Linked DNA regions of Homo sapiens: region 2 is linked to region 1. A link is a contact called in ENCODE Hi-C or POLR2A ChIA-PET data. All regions are on one chromosome and are shown on one strand. Each heading gives the region's core, a stretch centred on a gene start or an enhancer-like site at or near the end of the contact. The rest is flanking DNA. Distances are from core to core; before and after follow the strand shown. Region 1 has its middle 34 kb from the start of SERPINE2. Region 2 has its middle 160 kb from the start of SERPINE2.

What was found. A loop is a pair of places that touch in the nucleus more often than their neighbours do. ChIA-PET counts read pairs that join two places held with the same protein, here RNA polymerase II (POLR2A). Pooled maps may share reads with other maps.
Region 2: a loop to region 1 is called in a map of cardiac septum, with 2.7 times the contacts of the local background. The contact joins two enhancer-like sites. A Hi-C loop is called at or near these places in 2 of 168 maps with a recorded cell type or tissue (cardiac septum and naive thymus-derived CD4-positive, alpha-beta T cell) and 2 of 50 pooled maps. POLR2A ChIA-PET finds 5 or more read pairs at or near these places in 4 of 52 experiments (HCT116, MCF 10A, OCI-LY7 and 1 more).

Annotation. Positions count from the first base shown.
Region 1 is chr2:224,069,838-224,076,822 of GRCh38, forward strand. No RefSeq gene overlaps it. Among named protein-coding and RNA genes, the nearest start is that of SERPINE2, 34 kb to the left of the region's middle. Within about 2 kb of position 2,739, at least 3 of the 41 ENCODE cell types and tissues checked have a DNase peak (open chromatin) inside an H3K27ac peak, as active enhancers do.
Region 2 is chr2:224,192,781-224,199,765 of GRCh38, forward strand. No RefSeq gene overlaps it. Among named protein-coding and RNA genes, the nearest start is that of SERPINE2, 160 kb to the left of the region's middle. Within about 2 kb of position 3,356, at least 2 of the 41 ENCODE cell types and tissues checked have a DNase peak (open chromatin) inside an H3K27ac peak, as active enhancers do.

The DNA.
Region 1 (6,985 bases), core at 1,489-3,988:
GCAGACACATGTCACAGCAAATGCTGTCATCATCCTATCCATATTCCCTCAGCACTCACCACTCTCATACACACCAATGGCTTCTACCTGTATGCACCTCTCACTCTCTGCCTAAGGGCTTTCTCTGCTTGCTGCATTGTGTTTGGCCCGGGGGCAGATGAGGCCAACTAAAAACATCAAAGCGTTAATGCCCTGGGGAGAAGATGTTGAATAGAAGTTGGGGGCCAATACCTTAGATTCTTACTCTGGTGGTTCCACTTGAGAAAAGCAAGTTCTATTCAGTCTTTCAGAGGTCCCTAGTGGGACCAAGCTTTAATTGCCCACAGCAGTAACTTTCACGTTAATGTACTCAGTATTGGCTTCCTTCCTTTCTGCATCTCACTTCCCTTCTCCACTATGGATGCTTCCTGAGATCACCTCTTCAATAAACTACCCGCACTCAAATATTTGGCACAGGGTCTGCTCCAGAGGGAACGCAACACGAGATGCACTTAAATATATATGCTTCCATTTCTGGAGTATTATGGCCAAGCATTGTGCTAAGAAATTCATTGTATCTAATTTGCTCATTAACAATAGCCCTTTGAGTCCCACATTATTGTCATTTTATAGATGCAGAAACAGAAGCTTAGAAAATAGAAGCATCTTGCTTAAGCGTTCACAGATTCGTAGTTTATGGAACAGTGTCATAAAAACTACCACAAACTTGGTAGCTTAAAACAACAGAAAGCTGGGATGTGAACTAGCTCTATGAGACTTCAAAATCCATGCCCCTGAACACTATATTATAGCATCTTCCAATATTAAAACTCCAGTCTTAGGTTCCCTAGGAAACAGACTCTAAGAGACTGGTGGGTAGAAAGTTCTTTGGGGAGTGTGGCCAATATCAGTACCCACAGGGGAGTGGCAAAAGCAGGGTTGATCAGAGGGAGGAGTTGGACTGTGATACAGTCACAAAGACTTTGTCCCATTCCATGGGGAGCTCAGAAACTGGGATGGCCTTTCAGAGTTGTCATGTCTTGAGGCAAAGGGGCTGTTTGTTTTGTTTTGTTTTTTTGTTTTTGATACTGCCCAGGCTGGAGTGCAGTGGGGCAATCTTGGGTTACTGCAACCTCCACCTCCTGGGTTCAAGTGATTCTCATGCCTCAGCCTCCAGAGTGGCTGGGATTACAGGCATGCGCCATCATGCCCAGCTAATTTTTACATTTTTAGTAGATACGGGGTTTCACCATGTTGGCCAGACTGGTCTCAAACTCCTGGCCTTAGTGATCTGCCTGCCTTGGCCTCCTAAAGTGCTGGGATTACAGTCATGAGCCACCTCGCCCAGCTTAGAGGAGCTGGTTCTTTATACCTTCCTAGGATGAAGCAGTCACTGGACATGCACTGCAAGTGAAAAGACAGCATTCTCTGGTGTGGGGTTGCTCTACTTAACATAGGACAATTTCTGGAGGGCAACCGAACTGAAAGTCTTCAGCTACCACCACTCCAAGCAATTAGGTGAATGGGTGACCACCCTGAGAGGGAGGATCTGGGTGCTGCATTAAAACATGCTTTCCAGTCCACCCCCTGTGCTGCTGGGATCCGATTTTTTTCATGTAACAAGTCGTGGAAACAACTCCCTCAGAATTCTGGTTGATCTCTTTCCCTGAGAAAACCTACAAGAAAAAGGTGAATGGGATGAGTGACAGGCTTCATCACTATAGGTGGTCTTGAAGTCACACTTGATCTGCCATGCTAGGTGTATCTCACCCTCAGCTGTCTCTTCTGCTGGTTTAGGTGGTTCACTCAGTAAATGACCCAGACTCTCAACCCTGAGGGGTCTGAACACTGCTCAATATGCCCTTCTCAGGCTGTGGCTGCTGCATGTATCCGTTCACTGTCAAAATCGAGCAAGGAAGCGTGAAGAGACACGCTAGTGGGTCACCTGGGTGCCCAACATATTCTTCCTTCTTCCCACTGTGCAGCCTTACTCCCTCTTGAGGATCAGAATCAAGCACTCCTCCCAAGATGGGGAAAACCTGCTTTGCCTTCTTGTCTCTTGTCATGAGAAACCTGAAGTGCCTTGGTACAGCCTAGTAGCTTAAAGTTTAATGGGACTCTTGCTTTGCCTTTTGGTGCAGGTATTTCCACCCTGGGAACTAGGACCTTTTAATCCACAGAAACTAGACTTATGTACATAGCTGGGCACGAGGGTGGCCAGAGCCACTTCTCCTTCCACCCCTTGGTTCTGGATATGTGTATTCTGCATACTGGAGACCCAACATTGTAGAATCGTAACTGATTTAGAATATATGTTGAATCTTGGGGGAGGGGGCACATTTGCAGGGTATAATCTCCAAGTCAGCACCTTAATTGCACCTTCAAAAGTCCATGCTATTGCTCTATCAGGCCTCTAGCTTCTGAAAAGTGTGGTAAGTAATGGGACCCAGAGATACCGTAATAATGTTCTTTGGTCCAATGTGATGTTATATAGGACTCATGTCCTATAGCGACCAATATACTCACATTGTCACTATATGGCCAGTCTCCTCAAGGGATGATGTCATATCAGGGCAGTAACAACAAAGTTTTCAGTTGATCCTACAAGGAGCTTGGGAACAAGAATGGCCCTTCAGAGTTGTCATGATTTAAGGCAAGAGGGCTGGACTTTTATACCCATGTCCCAACAACCAGTTATTGGATGCTGGCTGTCCCAAGAAAGGCAAAAAACTGGGCAAGACAGCAACAAGTTCCTTAGCTGACACAGATGCCAAAGAGCAACTCAGCTGATAGCTTTCAGCCCCCAGATGTCCCAGCAGCTGGGAGGACTCTGGCTGCATAGCATCCACTAGGGCTCATTTATCTTCTTTGAAGGAACTATGTTTGTCTTTTCTTCTTTCCTCTCTGGAGAAATGGATTGGCCCTGAAAAGTCCTTATTTCAGGGCAGTTAGCCGATTGCTGATGGTTTTAGCAGGAATTGTTTCAATGATGTTGGAAAGAGGAAGAAATCCAGACAGTTAAGAAATAACTGAGAGATAAGGTGGCTTGGCGAGTCTAAACCTCTCATGCAAGAAGCTTTGTTGGGAAGAAGAGGGATTACATACAGGGAGAATGATGTAGAATGCCCCTTGTTCCCCAGTGGGTGTGCTTCCAAAATAGATGGCTGGGGCTATGAGGAAAATTTAGAACATTTTTTTTTTTCCTGCTGAAGCTAATGAGTCCCCAGGGGAGCTGAGTTTGTAGCTACAGCTTCATTAGTATCATCCCAGCTGAACTGACAGGCTGGAGAGTACCCAGGCTTCAGGCAAGCATCAGCAGTCAAATCCAAGATCAGCGGACGGGTAAAGTTATTTACTACATCAGGCAGACAGGGTGGGTGTCTGTCCATGTTATCTACAAAATGCTACATCATAGTATGTGAGGTCTGGCATGAGGGGATCTGAGTGTAGTCAGCTGAAATTTTGAGAAACCTTTCCTATTTATGTCCCAAAGGAACAACAAAATATTTAAATAGAGATGAGCATCGTGGGCCCTCGGACATTTTAATGGGACAGATCTGAAGAAGGGCAATGGATTTGGATGTGGTCAGGACTTTCCATGTCATCAAATCAGCAGGCCCAATGCAACAGTACTTTCTGAACATCATTTTTCAGTTACACGTCAGTTTGTCTGTAAAATAAGGAGAACTGAGCTCATTGTGCTGTAAATATAACTGATGAGGGCAAGTGGAATTCTCTTCAACTCAGAAACTATTTGAATAATTTCCCAAATCCTATGTTTTGTTGCATATATATATTTTTTCTTCCAGGAAGATGGGTCCTCAAATCAGGAAGGAGTCAAGACTCCTTGAGCAGGGTAAGTAGTGAAAACCTAAGCAACCTTCATCCAACCCAAAACTCAGGGCCTCCATCCCCTGGACAGCCCATGTCCCTCAGGACAGACTGGGGGCTCAGATGTTTCTCATAGACAAGGAAGGAATCTTTGGATTGGCCACTCCTGGATTCCCTGGCTCGGAACACACATTCAGGTGAATCAGCCATACAGCATCATTCTAAGGCCATGCTCAAGTCATTGCCATCAGGTGAGTTTACCATACATTCCAACCCAGCATAACTTTGCATGGCTCTCACATTCTTATCATGCCATTTTTCGGCAATTTTCCTTGGGCCAGGTATGCTGAGGAGCATTGCAGCCAGGTGCCAGCAGCAGCAATACAATCTACAACTACAAAAAGAACAACAAACACAATAATGACGAAGCTCATCCAAGCACTAGGGAGTAGATCTTGGATGCGCCATGGCAGGCCTGTGGAGGAGGAGGGGGCAGCTCTCTGCAGGCCTGAAATTCTGTTTTGTTCTCAAGAAAGGCCATCTTCTGTGGCCAGTTGGCAAAGAAGTTTGCTGCACACCATCAACGGGTGGATGGTGAGATGTTTAGTGGGTGCAAGAAACATGGCCATTTAGCAAGACACAGGAAGTTGTATGTATTAGTTTGTTCTCATGCTGATAATAAAGACATACCCAAGACTGGGTAATTTATAAAGAAAAAAGGTTTAACTGACTCACAGTTCCACATGGCTGGGGAGGCCTCACAATTATGGCAGAAGGCAAGGAGGAGTAAAGGCACGTCTTACGTGGCAGCAGACAAGAGTGAGCTTGTGCACGGGAACTCCCATTTATAAAACCATCAGGACTTGTGAGACTTACTACCATGAGAACAGTATCAGGAAAACAACCCCCATGATTCAATTATCTCCAACTGGCCCCACCCTTGATGTGTGAGGATTATTACAATTTAAGGTGAGATTTGGGTGGGGACACAGCCAAACCATATCATTATGTCTTTCTGAGAGAACACCACCCCTGGTCTGATGCCTGGTTTATTGTCCAAATGGATTTTTCCCCTTCTGTGACACGTGGCAGAAGGCCAGAGCAAGATACCAGGACACTGCAATGTTCCACAATGAGAGGATGATCGGCCCCCTGCACAAGGGGACTCACCATCCCAGAGTGCGAGTAGGGTACAAAATAGGTGTGACCTATATCACCTGTTTTAGGCCCTTCCCCCATGGGGTGAGAAAACTGAACTGGTAGGGGCTGGTTTGCTATTTCTGGGGCTACTTAATGATGTGGTCCCTGGTGGGCAGGTCATGTGGTAAGGGCAACAGCAGGTTGCCTTGAGCCCCAGGCTGGGGCAAAGGTGTGTCAGGAATTGGGCCCTGTCCTCCTGTATGAAGGGGGGAACCTGTAGAGTCCAGTGGTCTCTGTCAAAGACTGTCCTTCAGTTGTGACATAAAGTGACAGGGCCAAGCACCAAATGGAACTTGGTGCTCAAGGGGCTACCAGTCAATGTGCTCTTCTGTTGCAGGCATGCATGGCATCTGGCCACAGTCTGTGTCTGGGTATTCCCAGACCTCAGTCTCTGAAAAGCATCCTCCAGCCAACCTGCCATGGGGTTCTGAGTGTGCATCAGCATGAGGACACCCTCCACACCATCCTCCACTAGTTGCAAGACATGACATGCAGCAGAGTTGTTGCCCCATGACATTGTAATCCACCTTCAGCCCCCGGGACCAGAATCCTAAAGGCACAAGTTTTATGTCCTTGCCTTTGCCACATGCCCCACTCAGACCCCTCAGGATAACCGGCCACATCTAATTCAGGGATTGTCCCTGCACTAGAACCCACAAGGCTTGTGTTTGTTTCACTGCAGCTTTAGCTCATTCAAAAGCTGCATCCTCTCTCGTGGGCCCCTCCTAGCAGGCGCCTTTCTTGACTAAGTGGTATGGGGGCCTAAGGAATTGGGCCAGATGAGGAATAGAAGGAAGCCCTTACCCTAGAAGGCCTAGGAAGGTTTACTCTGCTTTGGTGCAGTGGGATGTGGATAAGCCTGCACCATATCCATAACCACACACAGAATGACTTTAGTCTCACCTGACCAGATGACATCCAAGTATTTGACTGACAAGCGTGGACCCTGGACTTTGTGCCAATTGCTCACCCTCTGTTGGCCGATTGAGGCAGCAGGGTTGGGGCATAGTTTGTAAACTGGAAAAGACTCTGAAGTTAGCATGGTATCATCAACGTAATGGAAACCACATACCCCCTCTGGGACAGTTTCCTAGGATAAGAGGGTAAAGGTCTATTCTCCTTCCCAGGTGAATGCATGTTGGCCTTGACTCTCTGCGGAAATGGGGATGCTGAAGAAGGCATTGGCTAAATCGATAACAAAATGGTATGTGCCCAGGGCCTCTCCTGTCCTCATCAGGAGGGAGGTGATATGGTTTGGATCTGTGTTCACATCAGAATTCATGTTGAAATGTAATCCCCATTGTTGGAGGTGGGGCCTGGTGGGAGGTGATTGGATTATGGGGGTGGATTTCTCATGAAGGGTTTAGTACCATCCCCTTGAAACTGTCCTCTGACAGTGAGTTCTCATGAGATCTGATTGTTTAAAAGTGTGTGGCACTTCCCTTCCTACTCCTCTTGCTCCTGCTCTGGCCATGTGATGTGCCTCCCGCTTCACCTTCCACCATATTGTAAGCTTCCTCAGTCCTCCCCAGAAGCTGAGCAGATGCCAGCACATTTCCTGCAAAGCCTGTAGAACTATGAGTCCATTAAACCTCTTTTCTTTATAAATTACCCCTTTTCAGGTATTTCTTTATGGCAATGCAAGAATGGCCTAATACAGGAGGTGATATTGGGAATAGCTGCATACATTGAGGGGACCATCTTATTTAATTCCTGGTCATCTACTTTCATTCTCCACGTCCCATCATGCTTCTACACAGGCCACATAGGGCTGCCGTATGGGCTGAGTGCTGGCCTTCTAATGCCTACCCAGGCTAGCTCCTTAACAGCCCTGTGATCTCATCATGCCCTGCGGCAGACGGTACTGCTTCAGAGCTACTACTCACCCTGGGACTGGCAACTGTCCTGGTGCCCATTTCTCATTCTCCCAATCACATGCTTCACACCCAATTCTCAGTCGGAATCCCCCAGCAGT
Region 2 (6,985 bases), core at 2,106-4,605, 120 kb after region 1:
GGATCTGTTCAGGTAATTTTCTCCAGTGGTTCTCTCTCTCTCTCTCTTTTTTTTCTGGGACTAATACAAAGAAAAGGGACAATTGGCTTCATTAAGAGTGAAGGTTTCATCAGATGACTAGAACAAAGTGTGCCTCTGAATAGCAGAGACTTAACACCAACTCTTCCTCCCATGGATATTTTTGTGGTATCTTCGGGGACTTTGTCACTAAGTCCCTCCAACTGTAATCCCTTCCAGCTTAGGCTCAGATTTCTGGGGGGGATCCATTCCATACAGAATCCTTCCCAGGTGGTTTACTCAGGCAGGTGACATGGTTTGGCTGTATCCCCACCCAAATCTCATCTTGAATTGTAATGTCCACAATTCTCATGTGTCATGGGAGGAACCTGGTGAGAGGTGATTGAATTACGGGGGCGAGTCTTTTCTGCACTCTTCTCATGATAGTGAATGAGTCTTGTGATATCTGATGGTTTTAAAAAGCGGAGTTTCCCTGCACAAGCTCTTTTTTTGTTTGCTGCCATCCTTGTAAGATGTGACTTGCTCCTCCTTGCCTTCCACCATGATTGTGAGGTCTCCCCAGCCAGGTGGAACTGTAAGTCCATTCAACCTCTTTTTTTGTAAATTGCCCAGTCTTGGGTATTGTATTGGTTCATTTTCATGCTGCTGTTAAAGACATACCCACGACTGGGCAATTTACAAAAGAAAGAAGTTTAATTGGGCTCACAGTTCCATATGGCTGGGGAAGCCTCACAATCATGGCAGAAGGGGAGGGGAAGCAAGTCATGTCTTACATGGATGACAGCAGGCAAAGAGAGAGCTTGTGCAGGGAAACTCTCATTTTTAAAATCATCAGATCTCATGAGACCCATTCACCATCATGAGAACAGCATGGGAAAGGCCTGCTCCCATGATCCAATCATCTCCCACTGGGTACCTTCCATAACACATGGAAATTATGGGAGTACAAGATGAGATTTGGGTGGGCACACAGAACTAAACCATATCAGGTATGTCTTTATCAACAGTGTGAAAATGGACTAATACAGCAGGTGGTAAATGGCTCTTGCACTCCTTTTTCACTTTCATGGCTCATATTCAACCCACAGAAAACTCACCAGGTGATTGCTTTTGTGCTAAAATGTTCCAGAAGTGTAGGCTGATCCTAGCATGGTGCCATTGAAGGGGAGTGCTATTCTTTTCTAAAGGCAGCCCTCTTCCTTGCTTCCTTTAGTTTTCCTGTAAGTAATACAGTTACTATCTTCTATATTTTCCAATGGCAAGAAATACACTTCAAGTTCTCTTCATGGCATTCTAGAAGCACCCCTCACTAGGCTTAAGGTGATGAAGGTAACATTCCTGTACCCTGTCTAGATTGGGGGTACTCAGCATAGCAACTACTCCTTCCAAAAAGCCACCCCACACAATATTCTCTTCTCATTTTCAGTTCTTCCTTGGAGGGTATATGGGACTTTAAAAGTCATGCAATCAGTTCTTGAAGAGTCCTACAATGTTGTCTGTCTTACTCTTTTTGCCTCATACTATGACTGGATGCCTCCCTGGGAGCATCTGATTCAATGTCCTGCCCACAGGGATGGATTGTGAAATCCAGTCCTGATAAAGAGCATAGTGAAGACTGGCAGAGACCTAGGGAGAAAGAAAGAAGTCACGCCAATGGCTCAGCAGTCACAATGTGGTCAAAGAATGGCCCCAGTGGGGCTATTTGAACAAGCACTAAGAAATGATACAGGGTGGGATTGAAAAGGTGTCTGCTGCTGACACAATCTGGTTTTGACTTTAAGAGCAGGTGGCTGAGGTAGAGTAGTGAAAAAAAGATCACTGATGTAGATGAAGATGAGTGTCTTGGCTGGATCTTCCAAGAGGATGTTGGAGATAAGAAGGAGTGACCTGGAGCTTGGTAGTTGACTCCCTGGTGAAGGGAAAAAGTGCTTAAGCAAGATTATTTGCATTTCAAAGGAAGAGGGGATTGAACAAGAAGGGACTGGGAACAAGCAGCTGGAAGTAGTAGCATTTGCAGGTAAGGAAGAGTTCCATCCTGCCTTCCTGCACTTGTGATATGTGGGGCTGGAAGAGATAAAAGGACATCAGCCTGAGGCAGCCACATTGGAAGCTGTGTCCTCAAAGGATACCCAGGCTTCATTTACAGGCAAGAAGCCAGAGGGAATCTTTGGGGAAGAGATTAGGATTAGAAGGAGCTGGCTGATCAGCATATTGGTTTAGACAAAAGGGTTTGGGAGCGGAGAAGAAAGAGAAGGGTCAGGAAGTAATGGAAGACAAGGGAGACACAGTAGGTACTTGAGTCCTACAAGGTTCTTTGTGGCTGGAAATTGATGCCTATGGTCAAAGCATGGGGCTCAACTTCCTCACGGTCAACTGATACCAGCTGCTCCACTGGGTCTAGCAAGCAAGTCACCTGGTTTTTCAAACCCTAATCTGACTATGTCATATATGCTACTTCCCCTAGCTTGAAGTCATAAAGACAGGACTGGTTAGTGTGATTTAGAGGGTTCTACACAGTCATCTCCATGCCTGCTATTCCACACCACCCTTTCTGGCCATCTTCTATCCCTTAAACTTTCATCCCTCTCATGTTCTGTCTGTTGCTGCAGGGCCTTTGCATATGCTGTTTGTCTGGCTGGAATACTACCCCCTCCACTTATCATTTAGTTAAACACTATTCAGCTTATCTGAAAGCTCAGCTCAAATTTCTCTTACTCCAAGCTGACTCACCTGCCCTCACTGACTGGTCAAATCCCCTTTATACAGTTGGTCATTTAGTGTCTTTTTAACACTTATCACAGTTACAACTATATGTTGTTTAAGGGATTGTTTGATTAATATTTCTCTCTTCCAAAAGACTGTAAGTACCATGAGGGCAGGAACCATGTGTCTTCTTTATACTAACTCTATTCCCCAGAGCATAGCACAATGTCTGGCATCTAGTCCTGCTTTTGGTGAATATTTACTTGCCGAAAGGATGAAGAATGGTTTTCACTGGCTGGCATTGGGGGGCTGGTGTGCAACTGGCCCCTGAAAGACCCAGCTGGTGAGCTCAGAATCACAGCACTGGTGCCTCCCAGGTCCTCTATTGGCAATGGATGTCCCGGCAGAAATGGGAGCTGAGCTCTAAAAACTCCAATGTCTCTTGAATTGCATTTACTTATTTTTTTAAAAAAAGATTTTTCTGAGGCTATTTTAGCAGTTGATTTTTGTAGTTTGGCTATGATTCAGTAATTTCCCTGAAAGACAGGGGCCCTGGACTGTTTCCCTGAAAAGAGGCAATCTCATCCCTCTTGGATAAGAGCACATTGTCTGTTCACAAGGGACCTTCAGAGCTCTGCTTCTTGGGGGAGAGCCCAGGAGATGCAGCAGCTGCAGACTCAGTATTCCCAGGGGGTCAAAGGTCAAAAGGTCAAGGGTGTCTTTCTGCAGGATACCCCAATCAACGAAGTCTAGCCAAAGAACTGTTTGCCTCCCAGTTCCTAAATTCAACTTCCTGCCCTAGGCTATGGGCACTGCCATTCTGAAGTTTCACTGTATTATGATTTGTAATATGAATAAACATGAGTTTTGATGTTGACTTGGGAGAAGGGCTCTCCTAGCTTAATGACCAGTGAGTGGTTTTGTGTTTGTTTTTTTTTTTTTTTTAATGTGCTGTTCAATCTCCAAAGGACCAATTGACTTGGAGAAACAGAATCCAAAAGTAGTTTGTTCTTTTACTGGGAACGTAAGTTCCCCATAAGCAGGACTCTTGTCATTTCCAGCCCTCTGTGTTGAATACACATAAATATGACACGAACAAATACCATATACTTCCCTCGTTGGGTCACTTTCAGCTCTTCCATCCAAATAACTGGACTCCAAAGTGGTACAAAACAATCATGAAAAGTGAATTTACTCACAGGAAAAAAAGTGAGCCATTTCTTGTCTGAATTATCATGTGGCCAGCAGGACCTCCAGAGAAGAGGCAGCACCGAAAAGGAAATATGGTACATGATATGGAGAAGGGCGGCTTCCAGGAAGAGCCATTTTCTTTGTAAGAGATGGAGTTCTGGCAGAGACAGGCATTCTGATCTTCATAAAGCCATGCCACAGAGTCATGGATTCTGAGACAAATACATGTTTACTAGTTGCCACCCCAGGGGTCATCTGTCAAAAGGCCAGATGAATCATCAAAAGCGTCAGATGAATTAATTGTGAAAAATAGAGTAGATAAAGTGAATCACACACAGAACTACTGAGTTGCAAAACTCTCAGTTTACTTAGAGAAGACCTTTCACTTATTCATTCACTGTTTTGTTTGTTTATTCAATGATAATTCATTGAGTACCTAAAATTGTGTTGAACCCTATGCTGGGGCTACAAGACAAATTAGGTAGACCGTTTCCATTTCTTCATATTTGCTCTTCCCAGCCATTTCAGATTTGTTTACATTATTGATGGATTCAAGGATAACATTAATAAATTTTCTAATTTATTCTAAGAGCAGCCAAGGTTAATTAAAGAAAAAAGTCATGAAAGAGAAAGAGGGAATCCTGGATGGCTGCTTGGCTCTTTAAACCTCAGTTTTCTTATCTGTGAAATATGGGGATCCATTACATGACATTACATAAAGTCTGTTCTGTTTTATAAACATACAGTGAAACCAACATTTTCTTAGAGATCTGATTGGACACTGATCCAGTCTTTACTGTTTTGTAATAAATTACCTTAAAACGTAGTGAGTTAAAACAACCTCCATTTTATTATATCTCATACCTTTTATCAATGGAGAATTCAGCCGAGACTTACAGGGGTGTATGGCCTATTCCACGTGGTGTCTAAGTTCACTGTGACATATTCAACTGACAGATGGGCTGGTCTGGAAGTACCGAGATAAAATCCCATGTTCAGAGGCTTGTTTGGGACGCCTGGGACACTGGGCTCAGCTGAACGGTCATTGTGGTATCTAGAGGTGGCTTTTCCAGCATGACAATCTCAGGGTAGCTGGAGTTCTTACACAGTAGGTAGCTCAGAGCTCCCAGAGTGTTCCAGGAGAATTAGGCAAGAGATGCAAGATTTCTTTTGAACTAGCCTTCAAATTCCCAGAACACCACTTCTGCCACATTCCATTGGTCAAACCAGCCCAGATTCAAGGGAAGGGGAGAAATAGACTCAACCTCACAATGGAAGAATTGCATGGGCCACAAGGAAGAAAGTCATTGATGGCAGCCAGCTTGGAGGTAAGCTACCATAGTCACCAGGAGCGTTTAAATGCTACAGTGCCTGAGCCCTGGCAATTAAAAATATAAGTCTCTCTGTGATCTTTGATTTCTCCTTCTCTTCCTATAAGCTAAATCATGGAAAGTTCGGTAAAATACCTCGTGATTACAAGTGATTCCTGAGCATGGATGGAATCTGATATGAAAATACTTAGATGCGCTTTACATTGATGAGAAAGATCTGGGAAAATTTTAAAAAGTGCAGAAGGCACGTAAGACATTAGGTCTCTTAGCGGTTGCATGGATCAGCTCACAGCCCCTTCTCTCCATTTTGAAACCTCTAGTGAAAGGGATTTCTCTCCTAGACCCTGTCCTTGTACTTCCCATGGTGTTTATCAGGTGTCTGAGGATACATGTCGCTTTTCAATCACAGATTTCCAAAAACCTGAAGCTTTGATTCCTCTGCTTCTCCCACAAGGCATTAACAGGTTCTCAATCACTCTCTGCTTAATACACACAATCACTGTGATGGGGTTCACAGGAGGCTGGGAATAACATAAAGAGTAGTTTGAGATCAACCCCTGCTTTCAGAAAAAGGTGATTTCATTATCTGTGTTGGCTAATGTTCAACAGCTCACCGATGCTCACTAATAGGCAATAAAAGTGAAAACATCCACTGGGGGTTTGATGTCTGGTCTATGTCTTGGTAAATTAAATAGTGCACACTTTGTGGCAAGAGGCAGAAAAGATTTGTACGCTAAGTTTTCACGAGGAGACAATCTTTTTACCCATGAACTCGCTGTCTCTGTACACGCACACTTTTGGTCCAGGCTTTTCCTTTGAAAGATAATCTTTGCACAGTGTTGTAAAATGTAAAATAGAGGTTCCTCTTCAAAGACTTTCCTCCCCCATCTAATTAGGAATAAATAATAACTTCTCTTAAAAGCAAAATTTATTCAAAGACCTGTGCTAACATTCTTAAATCTCTGCTAGCCATAATAAAGAAATCAATGTACTTTATGTCCTTAGCTCCCACAATTTAGCCTAAATATTTGCCCTGGCGTGCTTATACTGGTCCAAGCAAGCATTCGGTTATAGCCTGTTTCTCTTCCTTATTGAAAAGCGTTTTTATCTTTCTCAGCATTCCACAAGTTACTTCCTCCTTCCTTTGTTCTCCTCTACCTTTGCCTCTTTTAAAAAGTTCTAAGTTGCTAGCCAATCAGGATGAATACAGAATGTGAGGTCCCGTTCCAGCCAATGGAAACCGGACACAGCAGTAAGGTAGACCCGTCAGGTTATAAATGACCCTATCTCCTTTGCTCGCTGTACTCTCGTGGCAAAACTGCTGGTGAGTGTACACTTTCTGCAGGAAGTAAAAATGGCTTACTAAATAAATTAAGTTTATGTTCAAGTGCTATTTCTTTACAGCACCAGAGAATGAGCATTTCAAACAGTGTGGAAATTCTGCTCAACACAGATGGGGGCAGGGTAGTTGGTGGTTGAGAAAGATTAATCATTACCCTTATGGCAAGTTTAATTAGTAAGAAAATGGAGGAAAACTGAGAAAAAGGAAAGCCTCCTTATTTACATTGTACTAGAGAATCAATTTCAACGTCATAAAAAAAAGTAAGACATGAGTTACAGACCCAGAAAATGTAAGGGCTCCTTGTTTTTCCATAAAATGTGAATACCACATAAGCAAGAGCCTACTTTTATTGTGTCTTCTGATTCTAACTATACTCTTTCATTCTCTTTCCATCCTAAAA